2 separate regions of the Homo sapiens genome follow, and region 2 is linked to region 1. A link is a loop called in an ENCODE intact Hi-C map of the cell type or tissue named here. Cell type or tissue: B cell. All regions are shown on one strand. Each heading gives the region's core, and the rest is flanking DNA. Links, peaks and the distances in the headings are about the cores only.

The links. Peaks named below come from ENCODE experiments on the same cell type or tissue, not always from the same donor. Only the 100,000 strongest peaks of a DNase experiment are listed, where the experiment ranks them.
Region 2: a loop joins it to region 1, with 5 times the contacts of the local background. A loop is called at or near these places in 8 of 110 quality-filtered maps.

What each region holds. Positions count from the first base shown.
Region 1 is chr19:4,924,759-4,929,758 of GRCh38, forward strand. UHRF1 (ubiquitin like with PHD and ring finger domains 1) reads left to right here. Exons shown (of 17, transcript NM_001048201.3): 3 at 4,464-4,718. Among named protein-coding and RNA genes, the nearest start is that of MIR4747, 5.4 kb to the right of the region's middle. In B cell, for the core only: no CTCF peak of the experiment used is centred there; no DNase peak of the experiment used is centred there.
Region 2 is chr19:4,973,198-4,990,088 of GRCh38, forward strand. The region is part of intron 1 of KDM4B (lysine demethylase 4B); the gene reads left to right. Among named protein-coding and RNA genes, the nearest start is that of KDM4B, 13 kb to the left of the region's middle. RefSeq lists enhancers at 10,737-11,663, 15,344-15,849, 15,850-16,354, 16,571-16,891. In B cell, for the core only: no CTCF peak of the experiment used is centred there; a DNase peak (open chromatin) is centred at 8,534; H3K27ac peaks cover 536 bases.

The sequences.
Region 1 (5,000 bases), core at 1-5,000:
CTCTGTGGAGTCATCTTCATCTCTGAGTCCACAGTCTACATACACCAAGGCTTGCCCTTGGTGTTAAGTTTTTTTTTTTTTTTTTTTGAGACAGTGTCTCACTTGTCGCCCAGGCTGGAATGTAGTGGCGTGATCTCGGCTCACTGTAACCTCTGCCTCCCAGGTTCAAGCGATTCTCCTGCTTCAGCCTCCTGAGTAGCTGGGACTACAGGCGCGTGCCACCACGCCTGGCTAATTTTTGTATTTTTAGTAGAGACGAGGTTTCACCATGTTGGCCAGGCTGGTCTCGAACTCCTGACTTCAAGTGATCCACCTGCCTTGGCCTCCCAGAGTGTTGAGATGACGGGCGTGAGCCACTGTGCCTGGCCTGCTTCATGTTTTAAATAACGGCTTTATTATATCCCTGCAGTTCACCCAGTTAAAGTACACAGTTGAGGTATATTCATAGTTGTGTAATCATCACTGCAGTCTATTTTAGAACATTTTGTCACCTTGAAAGGAAACCCTGAACCCTGTCCCAGCTACTGCTTCCTTTTTCTGCATCTCCTCCCGCAGCCCCTGGCACCCTCAAATCCCCTTCCTGCCTCTGTGGCTTGGCCTGTCCTGGAAATTTCATAGAAATGGGATCATGCACTGCGTGGCCTTTTGTGTCTGGTGTTTCTCACTGAGTGTGATGTCCTCAAGGTGCATCCACACTGTGGCCTGGGTCACAGCCTTGCTCCTTTTCATGGCTGAGTCGTATTTTATTTTGCCTTATATTTTATTTATTTTATTTTATTTCTTAAGACAGTCTTGCTCTGTTGCCCAGGCTGGAGTGCAATGGCACAATCTCTGCTTACTGCAACCTCCGTCTCCCAGGTTCAAGCAATTCTCCTGCCTCAGCCTCTGGAGTAGCTAGGATTACAGGCACCCGCCACCACGCCCAGTTAAGTTTTGTATCTTTAGTAGAGACGGGGTTTCACCATGTTGACCAGGGTGGTCTCAAACTCCTGACTTCAGGTGATCTGCCCTCGTTGGCCTCCCAAAGTGCTGGGATGACAGGCGTGAGCCACCGCACGCGGCCTGAGTCATATTTTGACACATGGATGGATGGCCACATTGTGTTGATCCTCTCACCTGTTTTTTCTTTTCTTTCTTTCTTTTTTTCTTTCTTTTTGAGACGGAGTTTTGCTCTTTTTGCCCAGGCTGGAGTGCAGTGGTGCAATCTCGGCTCACTGCAACTTCTACCTCCCAGGTTCAAGCAATTGTCCTTCCTCAGCCTCCCGAGTAGCTGGGATTACAGGCACCTGCCACTATGCCCGGCTAATTTTGTATTTTTAGTAGAGACAGGTTTCACCATGTTGGCCAGGCTGGTCTTGAACTCCTGACCTCGTGATCTGCCTGCCTCGGCCTCCCAAAGTGCTGGGATTACAGGCGTGAGCCACCGCACCCAGCCTCAATCCCCTCACCTGTTGATGGACACCTGGGTTGCTTCCACTCTCAGGCTGTTGCGAGTGATGCCGTGTGAACCTGCGTGTACAGGTTGACGTGCCTCTTCCTCTCCATCCGTGCCACCTCTCCCCAAAGCCAGCTGCTCTGTGCTGGAGAGCTGGCCCTGAGCCTCCTCCTGGCTCCCAGGCAGCGCCTAGCATGTCAGAGGCACTCACTTCTAGCTGGGAGAACAGAGGGGCTGAAGCGGATATTGGTGGGCCCTCGATGTCCACGGTGGGTTTCAGAGCAGCCCTTGAAACCCTTGTAGCTGTAGGTGGGTGTGTACATATTCAAACGGGTTTTTCTGATGCTGGTGGATCGCTTGCTTGAGCCCCGGAGTTCAAAACCAGCTTGGGCAAAGCAGCAAGACCTCATCTCTAAAAAAAATTAGCTGGGCATGGGTGATGTGTGCCTGTGGTCCCAGCCACTCAGGAGCCTGAGGCAGGAGGATTACTTGAGCCCAAGGTTCGATGCTGCAGTGAGCTACGATTGCACCACTGCCCTCCATCCTTGGCAACAGAGTGAGATCCTTTCTAAAGGAAAAAAAAAAAAAAGTCCGGGTGCAGTGGCTCACGCCTGTAATCCCGGCACTTTGGAAGGTTGAGGTGGGCGGATCACGAGGTCAGGAGATCGAGACCATTCTGGCTAACATGGTGAAACCCCACCTCTACTAAAAATACAAAAATTAGCCGGGCTTGGTGGCGGGTGCCTGTAATCCCCGCTACTTGGGAGGCTGAGGCAGGAGAATGGCGAACCTGGGAGGCGGAGCTTGCAGTGAGCCAAGATCGTGCCACTGCACTCCAGCCTGGGCGACAGAGCAAGATTCCGCCTCAAAACAAAAAACAAAACAAAACAAAACAAAAAAAAACAGGCCGGGTACTGTGGTTCATGCTGTAATCCCAGCTCTTTGGGAGGCCGAGGTGGGTGGATCCCTTCAGCGTAGGAGTTCAAAACCAGCCTGGCCAACATGGCGAGACCCTGTCTCTACTAAAAATACAAAAATTAGCTGGGTGTGATGGCTCATGCCTATAGTCCCAAGCTACTCAGGAGGCTGAGGCACAAGAATCGCTTGAACCTGGGAGGTGGAGATTGCAGTGAGCTGAGATCACACCCCTACACTCCACCCTGGGCGACAGAGTGAGACTCCATCTCAAAAAAAAAAAAAAAAAAAAAAATTTTTTTCTGGAAAAGATGAGTCAGCCTTTATCAGGTTCTTAGGTTTATGGTGAACAAAGAAAGAAAGCCTGCAGAGAAGGGCCTTGGCCTTCACTGTGACCCCCATGCTGTTTGCATTTGAACAGCCGTCAGGCCTTGGATCCCCAAGGGGCGAAAGGAGGAAGAGCTGACATTCTATGTATGTCTCTCTCCTCCCTTTTCCTAAGGTCTCTCTCCTCCCTTTTCCTAAGGATGCTCCTGAACCAGGGCATTTCTGCCTCTAGGGGACACATGGTGATGTCTGGGGGACATCGGTTGTTGTCATGACTGGTGGAGGCCAGGGCCGCTGCAGTGCCTCTGCAGTGCCCAGCACGGCCCCACGGTCCAGTGCCCAGAGGGGGAGACCCAGCCCATCCCAGAGTGGTCAGCCCTAATGTCAGCCATGCTTAGGTCGAGAAACCTGTATTAATTACATGGAAACCAACCGAGTCCAATCCTGCTCGCACCAGGCACGGGATAAACTCCTGACGGGGCAGACGTGGAAACCAGGGGGACCCCCAGCTCCTGGGATTCACCTCCTCTCTCCCTTCCCACTCAGTGTGTGGATTTTAATGCGTGCAGCCTCCTGGGACCTCAGTAGGGCACAGCATCATGGGATAAGGAGTTTCTTGGGGGCCTGTGGAATCCTTCACCAGGGGGTCTCACCCAGGGTGACTTCACACCCCCCCACCCCATACCGTATGATGTCTGGGGACATTTGTGGTCGTCACAACTACGGGGTGCTCCTGGCATGGAGTAGGTGGAGGCCAGGGACGCTGCTCAGCACCCTGCAGTGCCCAGGATGGCTCCGCCCCAGAGAATGGTCCAGGACCTGGCCCCAATGTCTGCAGTGCCGGGGGAGAGGAACTTGTTGCCTTGGGGGCATCTAGATGGCAAATCATCAGGAGGGGGGGGTCCTAGATGGCAAACCACCGGGAGAGGGTCCTTGTTGGGTGTTGGTGGAGTGTGAAGGGGCAGCTTCTGACAAAATGCCTCGGCTTCTCCAGCCCCCAGATACAGCTCAGGTGATGAGCTCCTCCTTGCATACCTGCTGAGTCAGGTGACCCGAGGGGCAGGCTGTGGAGCCAGGCCCCAGGGGTTGAGCGCATCAGGATAAAAGCGCACAAAGGGCGGGTGGAGCTGAGGGTCAGAGGAGGTGCCCTGGCAGGCGAGATTGGCGCTGGAGCCTTACCCAGGAAGCTCATAGGAAGCTCATGGATGCTGGCATGTGCCTCTTGCTGTTCAGGTGGGACAGGGTCTCTCTGTCTCGACACTGGACAGTGGGACCGTCCTGGGCACTGCAGGGTGCCGAGCAGCGTTCCTGGCCTCCACCCACTCCATGCTAGGAGCTTCTCCCAGTGGCGACAACCACAAATGTCCCAGACGTGGCCCAGCGTCCCCCGGGGTCTGAATCATGTTTGGTTGAGAAGCAGTGACAGAGGTGACACATGTTCACTGTCACAAAAGCTGCCGTAAGCACGAAGTATTAGGAAAAACTCCCAAGACCCCCATGTGTGCGTGGTGCCCCGTGATGATGTTTTGTGCTTCTGGGTGCTTCCTGCATGCAGTGCCAAAAGCCCTCGCTAGAGGGGCCTGAGACCCTGAGGGAAGGGACTGGGGTGCCGCTTGTGAGCGGGACAGCCCCCTGGCATGGCCCAGGTATCATGGCTCTTTACTCTGATGCAGATTGCCCCCCCCCCACAAGGGCTGGGACACAGTGTTTGGTTCATCACTGGTGCCCACAGATGCCCACTTGGCATTTGGTGGCTAAACAGCGTCTGCCTCTGGTGTCCCTGCAGATGGAGGACGGCCATACCCTCTTCGACTACGAGGTCCGCCTGAATGACACCATCCAGCTCCTGGTCCGCCAGAGCCTCGTGCTCCCCCACAGCACCAAGGAGCGGGACTCCGAGCTCTCCGACACCGACTCCGGCTGCTGCCTGGGCCAGAGTGAGTCAGACAAGTCCTCCACCCACGGTGAGGCGGCCGCCGAGACTGACAGCAGGCCAGCCGATGAGGACATGTGGGATGAGACGGAATTGGGGCTGTACAAGGTGAGCCTCCCCTCCGCAGCTGCTCTGGGGTTGGACGTTCTCCCTGCCATTCTGGTCTTTGCATACCCAGGGCTCACAGGAGGGGCTTCCCACGCGCCTCTCTAGCTCTGGCTGGGCAGAAATGGCCAAGGGGTGGTTTCCTGCACGTTCCTTGAGGGGAACATGGTACCCTGGGATTCCTTTGTGGACCTCTAGAGCAGAGTCCTGTTCGGGGCCTGCAGGTGTCTTCTCCGTGAAGCTTGCAGTGGCTGTGACGTTTCTGAACTTGCTGCTACCATGTAA
Region 2 (16,891 bases), core at 5,710-10,709, 54 kb after region 1:
ATTTATTTTGAGACAGAATCTCACTCTGTCACCCAGGCTGGAGTACAGTGGCTAGATCTCAGCTCACTGCAACCTCCGCCTCCCGGGTTCAAGTGATTCTCTGGCCTCAGCCTCCCGAGTAGCTGGGATTACAGGTGCCCGCCACCACACCCTGCTAACTTTTGTATTTTTAGTAGACACGGGGTTTCACCATGTTGACCAGGCTGGTCTCAAACTCCTGACCTCAAGTGATCCGCCTGCCTCGGCCTCCCAAAGTGCTGGGATTACAGGCATGAGCCACTATGCTCGGCCAAGTTGCACATACTTTTACTAATTCGCGTTCAAATGAGCTTAACCACTATATTAAAAAAAAGAAAATTTGTATCTTCCCAAATACTGAGGGGGGAGTGGATTGACGAATTGATGTTTCTTGGTTTTTGGACAAATTAATTTTCAAGCTCACTCCCTGCGTGACTGGCCTGTTCTAGGATGCTGGACTTGGTTAGATCTGGGTCCGTCTATTCCCTCCTGCTCCCTTGAGGAGCTCGGAAAATGGCCTTCCCTGTTGGGGCGGGGAACATGGGAAGTCTCTACCTCCTGCTTAGTTTTGCTGTGAACCTAAAACTGCTCTCTGAAACAAAGCATATTAAAAAAAAAAAAAAAAAAAAACTGGCTGGGTGCGGTGGCTCATGCCTGTAATCCCAGCACTTTGGGAGGCTGAGGCGGGCGGATCACCTGAGGTCAGGAGTTCGAGAACAGCCTGGCCAACATGGTGAAACCTCGTCTCTTCTAAAAATAAAAAAATTAACTGGGCGTGGCGGTGCACACCTGTAGTCCCAGCTACTTGGGAGACTGAGACAGGAGAATTGCACCGAGATCCTGCCACTGCACTCCAGCCTGGGTGACAGGGCAAGACTCCGTCTCAAAAAAATAAATAAGTGGCCGGGCGCAGTGGCTCACGCCTGTAAAGCCAGCACTTTGGGAGCCAAGGCGGGCAGATCACAAGGTCAGGAGATCGAGACCATCCTGGCTAACACCGTGAAACCCCGTCTCTACTAAAAATGCAAAAAAAATTACCCGGGCATGGTGGTGGCCGGTGCCTGTAGTCCCAGCTACTCGGGAGGCTGAGGCAGGAGAATGGTGTGAACCCGAGAGGCGGAGCTTGCAGTGAGTTGAGATCGCGCCACTGTACTCCAGCCTGGGCGACAGAGCGAGACTCCATCTCAAAAATAAATAAATAAGTAAGTAAGTAAGTAAATAAATACATAAAATAAAAAACTGGCCAGGTGTGGTGGCTCACGCCTGTAATCCCAGCACTTTGAGAGGCCGAGGCGGGAGGATCACCTGAGGTCAGGAGTTTGAGACCAGCCTGGCCAACATAGTGAAATCCCATCTCTACAAAAATACAAAAATCAGCCGGGCATGGTGGTGGGCGCCTGTAGTCCCAGCTACTCGGGATGTGGGGGCACGAGAATCTCTGGAACCTGGGAGGCAGAGGCTGCAGTGAGCCAAGATCACACCACTGCACTCCAGTCTGGGAGACAGAGCGAGACTCTGTCTCCAAAAAAAAAAAAAAGAAGGTAGTCAAAGGAGTAAAAACCAAAACAAACAAACAAACAAAAGATTTTCCCCTGCTCAGAACCTTCCGGTGACTTCCTGTTGCCCTTGGGAAAAATTCTGGGCCCTTTCGCGTGGCCCCTTCGCTCTGTCATCTGTGGCCTTGTCCTTCCTTCCTTTCCTCCCTTTCTTCCTCCTGCACCTGCTCCTTTCCTGGCACAGCCGCCTTCCCTGCCCGCCCTTCCCTGCCGCAGGACCTGTGCACTTGCTGTGCCCGCTGCCTGGTTCTCTTTCCACCCAGCCGGCTCCTTATCACTCTAGTCACTTCCCTTCCCTACTTCTCCTCCTTTGCATGTCACACGATCAGAGCTGGGTATTAGTCTGTTTGTGTATCTGTTTGTCTCATCTACTAGGGCAGGGGCTTTTTCTGGAAGGGCCGGAGAATAAATATTTTTGGCTTTGTAAGCCAGAGGTCATCTCTGTCCAGACCACTCTGCTTTGCCGTTGTAGCAAGAAAGCTCCCGTGGGCGAGTGTGCCTGTGTTTCAGTAAAACTTTATTTATGGACACAAACGTGAATTCCGTGCAATTTTTACATTATAAGACATTTTTCTTCTTTTGCTTTTTTTTTCCTCCAACGACTAAAAAATGTCAAAACCATTCTTAGACTGCAGGCTGTACAAAAACAGGTGGCGGGCAGGATTGAACCTGTGGGTTGTAGTTTGCAAATACCTGGCTAGGGTGTGAGGGCCACACTACGGAAAGCTATGGAAACCATGTCAGCCTCACGACCCCTAGAATGTACGGCAGCTCCTTAGACGTGGTGGGTGTTGAGTGGACATTCCTTGTTGAGTGAATGAATTTTTTTTTTTTTTTTTGAGACAGAGTTTTGCTCTGTGGCCCAGGCTGGGGCGCAGTGGGCTGATCTCGGCTCACTGCAACCTCCACCTCCCGGATTCAAGCGATTCTCCTACTTCAGCCTCTTGAGTAGCTGGGATTACAGGTGCATGCCACCACGCTCGACTAATTTTTGTATTTTTAGTAGAGATGGGATTGCGCCATGTTGGCCAGGCTGGTCTCCAACTCCTGACCTCAGGGCATCCGCCTGTCTTGGCCTCCCAAAGTGCTGGGATTACAGGCGTGACCCACCGTGCCCAGCCTGAGTGTGAATTTGTATCTTCCTAACTTCAAAGCATTTAGAGTCATATTCTAGCCTTAAAAAAAAAATGGGGCATGGCCGGGTGCGGTGGCTCACGCCTGTAATCCCAGCACTTTGAGAGGCCGAGGCGGGTGGATCACCTGAGGTCAGGAGTTCGAGACCATCCTGACCAATATGGAGAAATCCTGTCTCTACTAAAAATACAAAATTAGTTGGGCGTGGTGGTGTATGCCTGTAATCCCAGCTTGTTGGGAGGCTGAGGCAGGAGAATCGCTTGAACCCTGGAGGCAGGGGTTGCAGTGAGCTGAGATCACGTCACTGCACTCCAGCCTGGGCGACAAGAGGGAAACTCAGTCTCAAAAAAAAAAAAAAAAAAGGTCATGGGTCATTTCAAGGATCCTTAAAACTGCAGGAATGTGAGAAAATGCGATGCTGACATCCACCCAGACAGCCTCACCATAAAGGAGGGAAAAAACAGCTACAAACAGTGTAGGTGGGGGGAACGCTTCGCTGTTTGAGACGCCAGACTCTCTTGCTCTGGGATTCACGCGGCTGCCTTTCTGTTACAGCTCACCAAGCGTCAGAAGCACGTCGAGCCGTGTACTCGGCCCAAGGAGTTCAGTGTGACCTGGCAGGAACTGAGGGTTTGTTTAAAAGGAAGACAGCATTGCACAATTTCACAAGGCTTTTGTTTTGTAAGCATCGGAACTCTCCTCGTTACCAGTGCTAGCGCCCCCGATGGGAGGGGCAGGGGAGTCGCAGATGGTGGTTTCTGCTGTCCCTGAGCACAGAAAGCCTCATGAGGGAGGTGGCTTATCCAGTGCAGAGCTCAGCTTTGTAGAGTGAGTGGACAAGTGCCCGTCGGTGGCCATCGTGCGGTCAGTAGCCGAGTGGGGGACTGTGCCCGGCCACACTTCCTTTGTCTCACTCTTCTCCTGGCTGACAGGCATTTTCTGAGCCAAGTAGGTCTTTGGCATCTTAGATTTGGGCCTGTCCCAGGAACGTTCTGACTTGTCAAGAAATCGTACCGTTAATTTACGGTCATGCTTTCTTTCCTTGATTGAAATAAACAATCTGGAGAGGCTTGCTCAGAATTTCTTGGCTTTCAAAAGTTGCCTGTCTTTTTTTCTTTTTCTTTTTCTTTTCTGTTTTTTTTTTATTTTTGCTTGCCCCCTCTCTCTCCCTGCTTCTCTGGCTCTTCCTCCCTTCCCTCTTTCTTTTCTTTCTTTATCCACCTCAGTGATCTCAGCAAACACGAGGGGATGGATGACAAGTTTGCGTCCAGCCATCTCCGCCCTGCTGGCAGGCTGTGCCTCTTTGGCGGTGGCCGAGCGCGAAGTTGCTCTGTGGCTCTGGACTGGGATCGTGTTTGTTCAATGGACAAAGGCTGAGAATCCCGAGGCCGACTGCCCAGTGGCTGCTGCACCTCAAGACCCCGAGGGCTCTCAGGTGCACAGTGACAGTCACTCACGCAGACCTGGCCCCGTTTGCTGGTAGGCGCGACCACCGTTGTGTTTTTCAGACAAGCCTGGGTGACTTGCTGTGAAAACGTCAGCTGAGGGCACGGTGGCAGGATTTCCCCCTGCATAGACCTCCCGTCAGCATTCATAGCTGGACCCAAGTGCTGGCACCTTCCGAGCCGCCGGCAGTGGCGGTGGGCCTGTTTGCGTTTTTGCGGCTGCCCTAGTCTCCAGGGAGAGAGCGTGGAGACAGACGATTTGTATGAGATTAGCCGGCCGTGGATTCAGAATCGCTCTTTGTGTGATGGGTCCCAGGGGTTCCTTTTGACCACAGAGCCAGCCTGAAACTACCCACGGGTGCTGTGGACCCCTTGATCATGGCGGGATGGAAATGGGCTGTGCCCTCAGCCGGGACTCAGGACTGCAGCATGTCTGGGCAGCAGCCTGGAAGCTGGCCAGCCTCGGCGCCCTTGGGGACAGCCCTTGACACTCTGGCTCGGTGCCCTGAGTGAGGGGGCGCCACCCTGGGCTCCCTGGGATGCGAGCAGGACCCAAGCCAGGCTGCTGGACCGGGACAGTCGCGTCATGTTGCTGTTGTCCCCTTCCTGCAGCATCTCCATACTCTCCTAAAATCCCATCTGTCAGACAGTGTTGGCTGTAGGCAGAGCGGGCCTCCTGTCTTGCAGTCGGGCCGCGTGGATCTGATTGTCTTGCTCAGGAGAGAGAGAAGATTGCCGTCCCTAGCATGCACTTGAGTCAAGCCTCTGGAATTTCAACTCCTGCTCCCTGCTCTATTCCAACTGCTTCCCCCAGGAAGGGGGGACGAGGCGGAGGAAGTCGTTCTCTTGACACCCCTAGAACATAAGGCATCTTGGCCAGGCACAGTGGCTCACGCCTGTCATCCCAGCACTTTGGGAGGCTGAGGAGGGTGGATCACCTGGGGTCAGGAGTTCAAGACCAGCCTGGCCAACGTGGTGAAACCCCATCTCTACTAAAAATGCAAAACTTAGCCGGGCGCGGTGGCACGTGCCTGTAATCCCAGCTACTCGGGAGGCTGAGGGAGGAGAATCGCTTGAACCTGGGAGGTGGAGGTTGCAGTGAGCTGAGATCACGCCACTGCACTCCAGCCTGCACAATGGAGTGAGACTCTGTCTCAAAAAAAAAAAAAAAAAAAAAAAAAAAAAAAGAACATAAGGCATCTCATGTTACTGTCTGTCTGGGCTGGAATTGGTGGAAGCCACAGAATTTTTTTGGCCCCTCTAGCCACGGGTGTCCTGCGTACCCCAAAGGCAGAGCAGAGCCTGCTTCTCAGCTAGAGCCTGAAGGGCAGCTGCCGTTCATCAAAACAGCTCCTGTGCAATTCTGTGCCTGTCGCTGGCTCAGGGGCGCGGGAGGAGGGATGGGCTGCAGCGAGCGGGTGTGGTCAGGCCCAGGCTGGTGCGTGGTCACTGGGAGCTCGGGCAGCATGGCTGTCACTGTAGCCACACCCTGGGTCCCTCTGAGTGGGTTTGCATTGTCCAGCTCCGCGTGAGAGTTGTCAAGTTCATGCGTGCCTGGTCAGGGGCGCAGGGTGGCCAGATGACCAGTGTCTCCTGCCCGCAGGGCCTCTTGGTGGAAGGAGATGGAGAATAACTGCCAAGAGGGGTAGAAACCAAGCCTGGAGGCCGGATGGCTGTAACCCAGCACTGTGGGAGGCTGAGGTGGGAGGATCGGTGGAGGCCAGGAGTTCAAGACCAGCAAGGGCAACATGGCAAGACCCCATCTCTACAAAAACTAGAAAAAATTTGCCAGATGTGGTGGCTATGTCTGTAGTCCCAGCTACTCGGGAGGCTGAGGCGGGAGGATTGCTTGAGCCCAGGAGTTTGAGCCTACAGTGAGCCATGATTACACCACTGCACTCCAGCCTGGGCAACAGAGCAAGACCATGTCTCAAAAAAACCCCAAAAAACCAAGCCCAGGGAAGCACAGGGCAGTGCAGTGCGCCGGGAGGCTTCCCATAGGAACTGCTGTTTGCGCAGAGCCTTGTCCATTGTGGGAACTGTCACAGATGACTGTGAGCTTGAGAGCAGAGGAAGTAGCGAGAGGAACTTGGGGGTGTGGCCTGGGAGATCTGAGAGGGGATGGGGTCAGGGTGAAGCCCACCTGGCATGCTGGAGGCAGCTGGGCACCCAGGCTCTGGGGTGTCTCTGGAGGTGTTACCCGAACCAGTGTGATCATGGGGACATGAGGCAGCAGGCAGCCCCGTCCTCGAGGAGCTCAGAGTCTAGTTGGCAAGTCTAGAAGCCATTCCTGTCACCAGGGAGGGCCACCTCACAGTTGCCCAACTATTGGCGTCAGTGTGCTGGCCAGGTTCTGAATTTTCTAGGACAGCCTCCCTTAGAAATGATCCTGCCATTTTAAAAAATATATATTTTTATGGAGCTATCATTCACATACTATGAAATTCATCTTCTTAAAGTATACAATTCAGGCTGGGCACAGCGGCTCATGCCTGCAATCCTAGCACTTTGGGAGGCTGAGGTGGGCAGATCACTTGAGGTCAGGAGTTTGAGACCAGCCTGGGCAAAATGGTGAAACCCCATCTCTACTAACAATACAAAAGAATTAGCCAGGCATAGTGGTGCACGCCTGTAGTCCCAGCTACTTGGGAGGCTGGGGCATGAGAATCGCTTGAACCCAGGAGGCGGAGGCTGCAGTGAGCTGAGATCATGCCACTGCACTCCAGCCTGGGTGACAGAGCAAGACCTTTTCTCAAAAAAAAAAAGATACAATTTAGTGGTTTTTAGTACATTGACACAGTTGTGCAACCGTCACCACTATCAAATGTTAGAACCTTTCTATTATTACACAAAGGCACTCTGCCTCCACCAGTGGTCACTATCCATCCCCTCCCCCATCTGCTGGTACCCACACATCTCTTTCCTGTCTCTGGATTGGCCTGTCCTGAACATTTCATAGAGATGGAGTCACACACTGTGTGGCCTGTTGTGTCTGGCTTCTCTCAGTGGGCGTGATATTCTCAAGGTGTATCCACGCATGGCATGTGTCAGAGCCTTGTCCCTTTTCTTTCTTTTTTTTTTTTTTTTTTTTGAGATGGAGTCTTACTCTGCCACCCAGGCTGGAGTGCAGTGGCATGATCTCAGCTCACCTCAACCTCCGCCTCCTGGGTTCAAGTGATTCTCCTGCCTCAGCCTCCTGAGTAGCTGGGATTACAGGCACCTGCCACCACACCCGGCTAATTTTTGTATTTTTAGTAGAGATGGGGTTTCACCATGTTACATGGCCAGGCTGGTCTCGAACTCCTGGCCTCAAGTCATCTGCCTGCCTCGGCCTCCCAAAGTGCTGGGATGACAGGCGTGAGCCACCGCGCCCGGCCCACTTTGTCTCTTTACCTGGCTGCATCCTATTCCCCTGTGCGGGGGGTGTCCTGTTTTGTTTTCCATTCATCTCAGTGGGCATTTAAGTTGTTCTCATTTTTTCAGCCCCATCCTCTCCCCAGTCTGTGGCAGAGCTCAGGGATTCCTGTGCTGCACCATGCAGAATACAGGCCGAGATGGCCCCGGGGCAGACACAGCATAGAAACCATTTGTGGGGCTGGGGTGGGCGGGGTCAGCTTGGCGGATGCTGGGCTGCGGCTAGGCTTTGAGGTGCAGTGGCCCGGCGGGCCTGCAGGGGTGCAGAGGTACCCTGTGAGGCCACAGGGTCTAGGCTCCAGGTCATTAGTGGCGAGTCCGCGCCACGGGCCTCTTCTCTCAGCCTGAGCTGGCGTGCCTCAGCCAGTGGGGCCCTGGCAGGGACCTCTCTGTGCAGCCACAGGGCCCCTGTGTCTCCGCTCCATGGGGCAGCGTGGCCCCAGCTGACCACAGCTCTGACTTGCCCTTTGCTGTGTCCTGTAAGGTCACCCCTGGTGAGCAGGACCCCTGAGTCCACCACACCAGGGCCCGACGGCTGTCCTGTCCCCCTCGTCCTGTTTTTGGTGTCACCCCGCTGTCTGGTTAGCTGTGCCGGCCTCCCTGAGGGGCTTGTGAGAAGATGCCAGGGCCTTTCTTCCCCAGAGCTGCTCCCGCGAATCCAGCCTGGGGTTGGAGAGCACGCTGCTCCCTGGGTCACTTCCCTTTCCTGGTCCGGGGCCTGGTCCCAGCCCTGACAGGGTTGTGAGCCTTAGGAGGTGGCCATCAGGTTCTAAATGTGCCCCTGGGGCCCAGCAGCCTCCACCTGGACGTCCCCCCAGGAGGTTAAAGGGGTGAGTGGGAGCCCCCCCCACCACGCCGGGCCCCTTGGGAGTGCAGGTGGGTTCTCCAGGGGAGCAGGTGACACTGCCAGGCACCGGCGGTGCTGTACAGTCAGCCCAGTGCCAAGCCCCACCTCTTCCCACCTGCTCTGCAGTGCTCTCCCTGTGGGGACAGTGATGTGCCTGGGGACTGTCACCTGCTCTCCCCTGACAGAGGATGTGGGTTACCTGGGGTGCCCCATCAGTACCCCAGGGGCTGCTGATGAACATGGGAAGACCCCATGGCAGGGGGCGGTCACGTAACTAAACACTACCAAGTGTCATGTGGTGAAGGTGGACCCCTGCCTCACACCATGGCCAGAAGCCAACCCCACATGTAGCAGAGATGAGAACATGTTACTAAAACGATTACAAAACCTCTAGAAGAGCCAGGTGCAGTGGCTCATGCCTGTCATCCCAGCACTTTGGGAGGCTGAGGTGGGCAGATCACCTGAGGTCAGGAGTTTGAGACCAGCCTGGCCAACATGGCAAAACCCCGTCTCTACTAAAAAATACACAAAATTAGCCTGGTGTGTTGGTGCAGGCCTGTAATCCCAGCTACTTGGAGGCTGAGGCAGGAGAATCGCTTGAACCTGGGAGATGGAGGCTGCAGTGAGCCAAGATTGCACCACTGTACTCCAGCCTGGGCAGCACAGTGAGATTCTGTCTCCAAAAAAAAAAAAAGCCAGACGCAGTGGCACATGCCTGTAATCCCAGCTACTCAGGAGGCTGAGGTATAAGAATCTCTTGAACCTGAGAGGCGGAGGTTGCAGTGAGCCAAGATCGCACCACTGCGCTCCAGCCTGGGTGACAAGAGCAAGACTCCGTCTCAAAAAAAAAAAAAAAAAAAGCCTCTAGAAGAAAACCTGGATGTATATGTAAAATGTTGTATTTCCTTTTTTTAAAAAAATTTAAAATTATTTTTATTTCTATGTTTTTAATGGCTTGTCTGTATAACCAAAAGTGATGTTCTCTCTCTCTCTCTCTCTCTTTCTCTCTTTCTTTTTTTGTGGCGGAGTCTCACTGTGTCAACCAGGCTGGAGTGCAGTGGCGAGATCTCGGCTCACTGCAACCTCCACCTCCCGGGTTCAAGCGATTCTCCTGTCTCAGCCTCCTGAGTAGCTGGGACTACAGGCGCGTGCCACCACACCCAGCTAATTTTTGTATTTTTAGTAGAGACAGAGTTTCACTGTGTTGGCCAGGCTGGTCTCAAACTCCTGACCTCGTGATCTGCCTGCCTTGGCCTCTGAAAATGCTGGGATGACAGGTGTGAGTCACTGCACCTGGCCTAAAAGTGATGTATGTTTTAAGGCAGCGCTGTCCAGTGAGGATGCAGAACAAGCCCGTGTGTCTGAATTTTCTGGTAGCTGAGTTAAAAGGTGAAGAGAAATGGGGGAAATTAATTATTACAGTGTATTGTATTGAACCCAGTATACCCCCAGTTTTATCATTTCAGCATGTAATCATCATCTTCAAAACTGTTGGTGAGATGTTTCACACTGCTTTTTCTTTTCTTTTTTTTTTTTTTTTGGGTGCTGTCTTTGACATTCATTGTGTATTTCCCCTGAGAGCTGGCCCTACGTGGTTGATCATTTGGGGAGGGCCCTGGCCCCGGATGCACTGAGCGTGATGCCAGCCTGGTGCTATAGATGGGGTCCTGGTGCTTAGTGGACCAGGGCCCACGCTCCTTCCTCCCACCCTCCCAATCCTGCCCCCGCCTATCCCAGGCAGGACTTATGGCTCTGATGGTGTCTGGCTGGAGAGATGAGACACACCTGACATTCACCAGCAATGGCAGGACACGCTGCGACAGGTGCGGCTGAAGAAGAGCTAGGCTGTCTGGCGGTGGTCCTGGCCTATCTTCCCAGTGGGCTCTCGCCCACAGTCTCTCGCCTTTGCCAGGGAGCACTGAACCGTGGACTGGTCCTGGGGGCCAAGGGGTCCTGGCGGCCCAGCCTGGGCAGCGCCTCTGGCATCGCAGCTGGTGGGGAGGCGCAGGGCTGGTGGGGCTTAGGAGGCGCTTGGCACTGAGGAGGTGTTTCCGGGAAGAGAATGGCAGGAAGTTGGAATGCTTCTTTGGCTGTAGGAAAGCCCAGAAGAGAGACTTGTGGATCAGCACCGCCCAGGAATAACATCCTATAGCCACAGGCGGCTTCAAAGGGCTTGAGCTATCAGGGCAGGATTGCGGGAGGATTCGCAGCAGGGAGGATGGACACCCGGAGACCTGCTACCCATGCACGTAGCCTGCTGGGCTCAGATCCACCTCTCCTGGGTCTGTGTCTTTATTTCCAAAGTGGGGGTGGCTCTGCAGGTCCCGCTTCAAGGCTGGGTGAGGTTAACTGAATTACCACGCGAAAAGCCCTTGGTGAAGTAGTTCTCACCCCAGGGGCAATTCTGTCTCTTAAGGGACACCTGGCCACAGCTGGGGACATTTGTGATGGTCAGGATTTAGGAGTGCTCCTGGCGTGGGGTGGGTGGAGGGCAAGGACACTGCTCAGCACCCTGCAGTGCCCCGGGCGGCCTCATCCCAGGGAAGGCTCCAGGCCAGCATCCACCGAGCGGAGGCTGAGGCCCCAATCCAGAGTGGCGCTGGCCAGGTTGGGCCCCGGGAGGTCACAGGAATGATTTTTCTCTGGGCTTGTTTCTGCTCTTGACTGTGAATAGAGGTGCTGCACTAGAAGTTTCTAAAATCTTTTTCCATTCCAAGACAGCTTAGGGTTTATGCTGCTCTTCGTGTTTGTGCTGGAAAGGAAGTTAAGGAGCCGTGGAAGTGATCATAAAGCAACTTGAAAATAATAGTTTTTGCGGCCTCTTTATTATAATGGGGCAGCCAGGTGGGTTGGCCGGGGTTTTATGGGCCAGGAAGCAGGCGTGGGGGTTTCTGGGGGAAGCTGGACCCGAGGCAGCGTTGACCCCAAGACCAGGACTCCGCGTCTCTCCTGTTCCGGCCTGTTCCGTACGCCTCGTCAGGTTTTCTGCTCCGGTGAACTTGGAGTGTGTTGGGGACTGACAGATCCAGAGAACATGCCCCTCTGCTGCATGATGCCGCTGGGGCCCTCGGGAGGGCTTGGGGTGTGTCTGTGGGTCTTGCAAACACTCTCCTCTTGGTGAGAAGGATCTGGTTGCATTTTGTGCCCTTGGGCTGTCCCCTGGCTCGGACAGAGGTGTCCCTGCTGTAACCCCCACTTCGCAGGGTACCAGATGCCACTGCCCAGGAGTTACTAATGTACCTGGGGGTCTGGCACCTGCTCCGTGAAACCCGAGGTCTCCCTGTACTAATTAATTTGGCCTTTAGCCAAAGGGAGGGCTGCAGCCTTCGGGATCTGCTGGGTCACAGTGGGTGTTACCCTAACAAGTTTCCTAGAGGGATGTTCATTAGAAAAATAATTTATTTTATGGTATAAAAATTAGCAATGACAGGCTGGGCACGGTGGCTCCCGCCTGTAATCCTAGCACTTTGGGAGGCCAAGGCGGGCAGATCACCTTGAGGTCAGGAGTTTGAGACCAGCCTGGCCAACATGGTGAAACCCCTTCTCTACTAAAAATCCAAAAATTAGCCCAGCATGGTGGTGCACGCCCGCAGTCCCAGCTACTCGGGAGGCTGAGGCAGGAGAATCTCTTGAGCCTGTGAAGTGGAGGTTGCAGTGAGCCGAGATCGCGCCATTGCGCTCCAGCCTGGGCAACAGAGCGAGACTCCGTCTCTTAAAAAAAAAAATCAGCAATGACAGTGAAGTGGAAACAAAACAATACAAGCTGCCGTCATCTCCAGTGAGCTTCCGAGGTCTCTGCTCCATCCATGTGGATGTTTGGGAGGGGCCCTCCGTGGGCTCCAGGCGGCTGGTTTAGAGGTGGTAGAATGTTCTAGCTCTGTGAGGCTGGGATTCCCAAGTGGAGACCTGTGATGCTGCTGGGTGACAGGCAGAGGATCCTGCTGTGCAGGCTGGGGCTGCCATGGGAGGCTTGGAGCCCGAGGGTGGTGAGGATGGAATTAAGGGATCTGGCCCCGCGTGCTGTGCCGGGTGAGAGGCGGGTGTGAGCATGGCAGGAGGCTTTGGGGGCCGAATGTGCAGTGGAAGCCTGGATGGTGAGCGGATGAGCTGGTGCTGGAACCCAGACCCGCCTTCACTGCCCCCAGCGTTGGGCCAGGACCGCTCATCCTGTGGGCGGATGGTTTTGCTCTGAGCCTCAGCACCGGTTCCAGGAGCGCAGCCTGGGAGCGCGGATTGGGACTGTCTGTCTCTGGCCAAGGCTGTGTGTGTCTCAGGAAGCCTCCCCGGCGCCCAGCCCTCCACCTCTGTGTGTTCTGCACCGGCCGTCTCCCGGTTTTTCCCTCGCTGTCTGGGCCTGAAACAGCCCAGAAGAGAAATCGGATCTCTTCTCAGCCTGAGCTTCTCTTTTAGCCTGAGCTGAAAGAGATCATCTTGGGAAGGAGCTCCCCAGCCCGGCTTGGATTGGTCCCCTCTCTGGTGCCCCGGGGGAGTAGTGATGGATTCAGGACTTGGTCCTGGTCTGACCTGCCGTGGGGGCTGTGATGGGGTCCTGATGTGCCCCGTGTGCCATGGCGCTCGCCAAGGGCCAGCATGTCTGCGGCCTCACAGGGGCTTCACGAGCCACATTCGGGGCAGCGCTTGGTTTGGAGTCTAGAGCCAGAGCCTGGCGTGGGACCCGAGCTCGTGAACTCTGTCAGTGCCACTGACTTGGGGCAGTGTCTCCGTGTGCCTCCCTGTGGGGCGATGGCGGAGTAAACGGGTGATGGCCACTGAGCGCTGGCCGTGGGGACTCTTGGTCCTGGCTGCCAAGTAGAAGCTTCAGGGGTGCTCTTCACAGTCAGCTGACTCTGCTGTCCCTGATAGCAGAAGACAGCGAAGGCACCTGCCCCCTGCCATGGCAGGTCGGCGGGCACAGAGGAGGGCTCGGGAGGCTGTGTCCTCCAGCGTCTCCATGTTTACTGTGCCAGGCCAGGTGCTGAGGGGCCGGCGAGGAAGACGTGAGGACTGGAGAGAGCCTGGATTAGGGCCCTCGAGGGGCGGCGCTGCTTTAGCCGGGGGAACAGGGAGGGCCTCTCCCAGCAGGTGACATTCAGTCAGAGACCTCTGAGCGACTCACACCTGCCCACCTTTGCAGGATTTGGGACAAGAGTGCTCCAAAGAAGTGCAGGCAGCACGTGCGGAGGCCCCAAGGCGGAACGAGGCGCAGCTCACTGAGCTGGCAGGAGCAGAGAGGACTGCAGGGGCACAGAGGCCGGAGCAGCAGTGCCTGCTGCCTAGTCAGCCGTGAGGGCAAAGGCTGGAGGCACTGCTGTCAGAGGTTTATGCCTTTTTTTATTTTTATTTTATTTTATTTTTTTTTTTGTGAGACGGAGTCTTGCTCTGTCGCCTAGGCTGGAGCGTAGTGGCACAATCTCTCGGCTCACTGCAACCTCTGCCTACTGGGTTCAAGCGATTCTCCTGCCTCAGCCTCCTGAGTAGCTGGGATCACAGGCGCCCGCCACTACGCCTGGCTAATTTTTATATTTTTAGTAGAGATGGGGTTTCGCCATGTTGCCCAGTCTGGTCTCAAACTCCTGACCTCAGGTGATCTGCTCTCCTCGGCCTTGTAAGAGTTAAAGAAAGAGGAAAGAAACACAAAATGCAGCTGGCAGTTAAAGGCAAGTTTTCTTTAGTTAAAACCTGAGAGGCGCTCTTGGCCGATTGCGGTCAGGAGCGCTTTCTCTTATAGACTAAGAGTATATATTGGTTTTAGGGTGAAGGGGCTTATCACAAGCTTGGAACGTTTCTGTGTGTGGAGAAGTTTATGGCAGGGCTGGAATCTGTCTGGGAGGAGGGGAGGTTATCTTGGGGCAGACATCTTCCCGGCCGGAGGGGGGTTATCTCGGGGCTGGCATGTCTCTGGTTGGGGAGGAGTTTGCGATGTTTCTGGCTGGAGATGCTATTTGTGGTTTATGGTCATGCTGATCTTAGCTGTTAGGCTGATACCCTTTGGATTTAGCGGTCTTTTATTAAGGTGAACTTTTAGAATGAGGGGCTTGTCCGGGATGGCAATGCTTCTGCTGTCAGGCCTCCCAAAGTGCTGGGATGATGGGCGTGAGCCACTGCGCCCGGCCAGTATATGTGTTTTAAAGACCTCTCTGGTGGCTGTCAGGAGTGAAAGCAGGGGACCTGTCGGGAAACTCCAGGCGTCGCCCAGGTGATTCATGGCAATGGCTCAGGAGAAGGGGGTCTGGGCTGGGGCTGCGGCCTGGACTGGGGGTGGCTTTTGGAGGTAGACAGGATAGGCCTGGCTGGTGGGTTGAATGTGGAGTGGGGAGATCACTGCTACTCCCAGGGTGCAGCAGCTGGTTTCACGCCCCCAGCTCGGCCACTTCCTGCACAGCGATGTGGTCTTGGGCCTGAGAACGTGGGAATAACAAACTCAGTTTCTCCCAGGCTGTCAGAGCAGTCACAGATCCCTTCCAGCACACGCGAGCAAAGCGGTGCAGGGGCAGGAGCTGGGGCCCTCCGTTCAGTTCACTCCTACCTGGGGGCTGCATCGGGCAGGACAGGCTGCGGGCTCCTCCCCACGTACCTAACCCCACGGCCCATGCCAGTCACAAGCCCCAGGCTGTGTCCTGAGCTTCTGCTGGACGCGCTGGAAACCAGCCTTCTCATGAACCCTTCTTTTTTTTTCTTTTTTGAGACGGAGTCTTGTTGTGTTTCCCAGGCTGGAGTGCAGTGGTGCGATCTAGGCTCACTGCAAGCTCCGCCTCCTGGGTTCACGCCATTCTCCTGCCTCAGCCTCCGGAGTAGCTGGGACTACAGGTGCCCGCCACCACGCCCGGCTAATTTTTTGTATTTTTAGTAGAGACGGGGTTTCACCATGTTAGCCAGGATGGTCTCAATCTCCTGACCTCGTGATCCACCCGCCTCGGCTTCCCAAAGTGCTGGGATTACAGGCATGAGCCACCGTGCCCGGCCTCATGAACCCTTCTTTGAGCTTAATTTGCTAATGCACCTCTCAAAACTCAGGGGAGCTGTTACTTACGTTTACCAGCTTATTAGAAAGGATTTTACAAAGGAGGCAGATGAAGACATGTGTAGGGTGAGGGATGTGGGAAGGGGCACAGAGGGTTCCGTGCTCTCCCCGGGCTGTGACGTCTCCAGGAACCTCCACGCATTCATCTGTGGGGAAGCTTCCATCCCAGTCCTCCGGGTTTTACCTCAGCTTCCTCGCAGAGGCTTGGGTGACCTCACTGCATTGGCCTGGGTGATCAAGTCAGCCTTCAGCCACATGCCCCTCCCCTCCCGTCCAGCCTGGGTCTTTTCAGTGAGCAGCCCTATTCCCTCAGCTCCCGAGGGGCTGCCAAGCCCTTAGTCACCTCATTAGCACACTGGAGAATTCCGAGGATCTGGGGGAGTCGTAGGCCAGGAAACAGGACAAAATGTATTTCACAGTCTCACTGGGCCGGTCCCTTGCCTCCGCTTCCTTGTCTGTGATGAGAGGACGGGAGGGTGGCTGTCTGGACAGTGCTGAAGTGGTAGAGGTGAGTCGCTGCCGTGGAGGGCTTGGCAGGGTGCTCTGTGAAGGGCCCTGTGGCCTGGGGTGGAAGCCGCTTGCAGAGTGCTGGTTCTTTGCCTAAGGATGGTGGGGCAGGGGGGCCGTGTTCACACGTGCTGTTGGCTGTGTCTGCCAGTCTTCCTTTCTTTTTTCTGTTTCTGTTTCTTTTTCTTTGTTTTTTTTTGTTTGTTTGTTTGTTTTGAGACAGAGTCTTGCTCTGTCGCCCAGGCTGGAGTGCAGTGGCACGATCTTGGCTCACTGTAACCTCCGTCTCCCAGGTTCAAGCGATTCTCCTGCCTCAGCCTCCCCCAGTAGCTGGGATTACAGGCATGCACCACCACGCCCAGCTAATTTTTTTGTATTATTAGTAGAGACAGGGTTTTACCATGTTGGCCAGGCTAGTCTTGAACTCCTGACCTCAGGTGATCCGCCTGCCTCAGCCTCCCAAAGTGCTCGGATTACAGGCATGAGCCACCATGCCCAGTCTTCTTCTTCTTCTTCTTCTTTTTTTTTTGTGAGATGGAGTTTCACTTTGTTGTCCAGGCTGGAGTGCAAGGGCACGATTTTGGCTCACTGCAACCTCTGCCTTCTGGGTTCAAGCGATTCTCCTGCCTCAGCCTCCTAAGTAGCTGTGATTACAGGCATGCGCCACTGTGCCCGGCTAATTTTTGCATTTTTAGTAGAGATAGGGTTTCACCTTGTTCACCAGGCTGGTCTTGAACTCCTGACTTCAGGTGATCCACTCGCCTCGGCCTCTCCGAGTGCTGGGATTATAGGCGTGAGCCACGGTGTCTGACTCAGTCTTCCTTTTCATGTCATCCCTTGTTAATTTCCTTTAGAAACAGTTTGGGCCAGGTGCAGTGGGTGGCTTATGCCTGTCATCCAAGCGCTTTGGGGGGCTGAGGTGGGAGGATCACTTGAGGCCAGGAGTTCA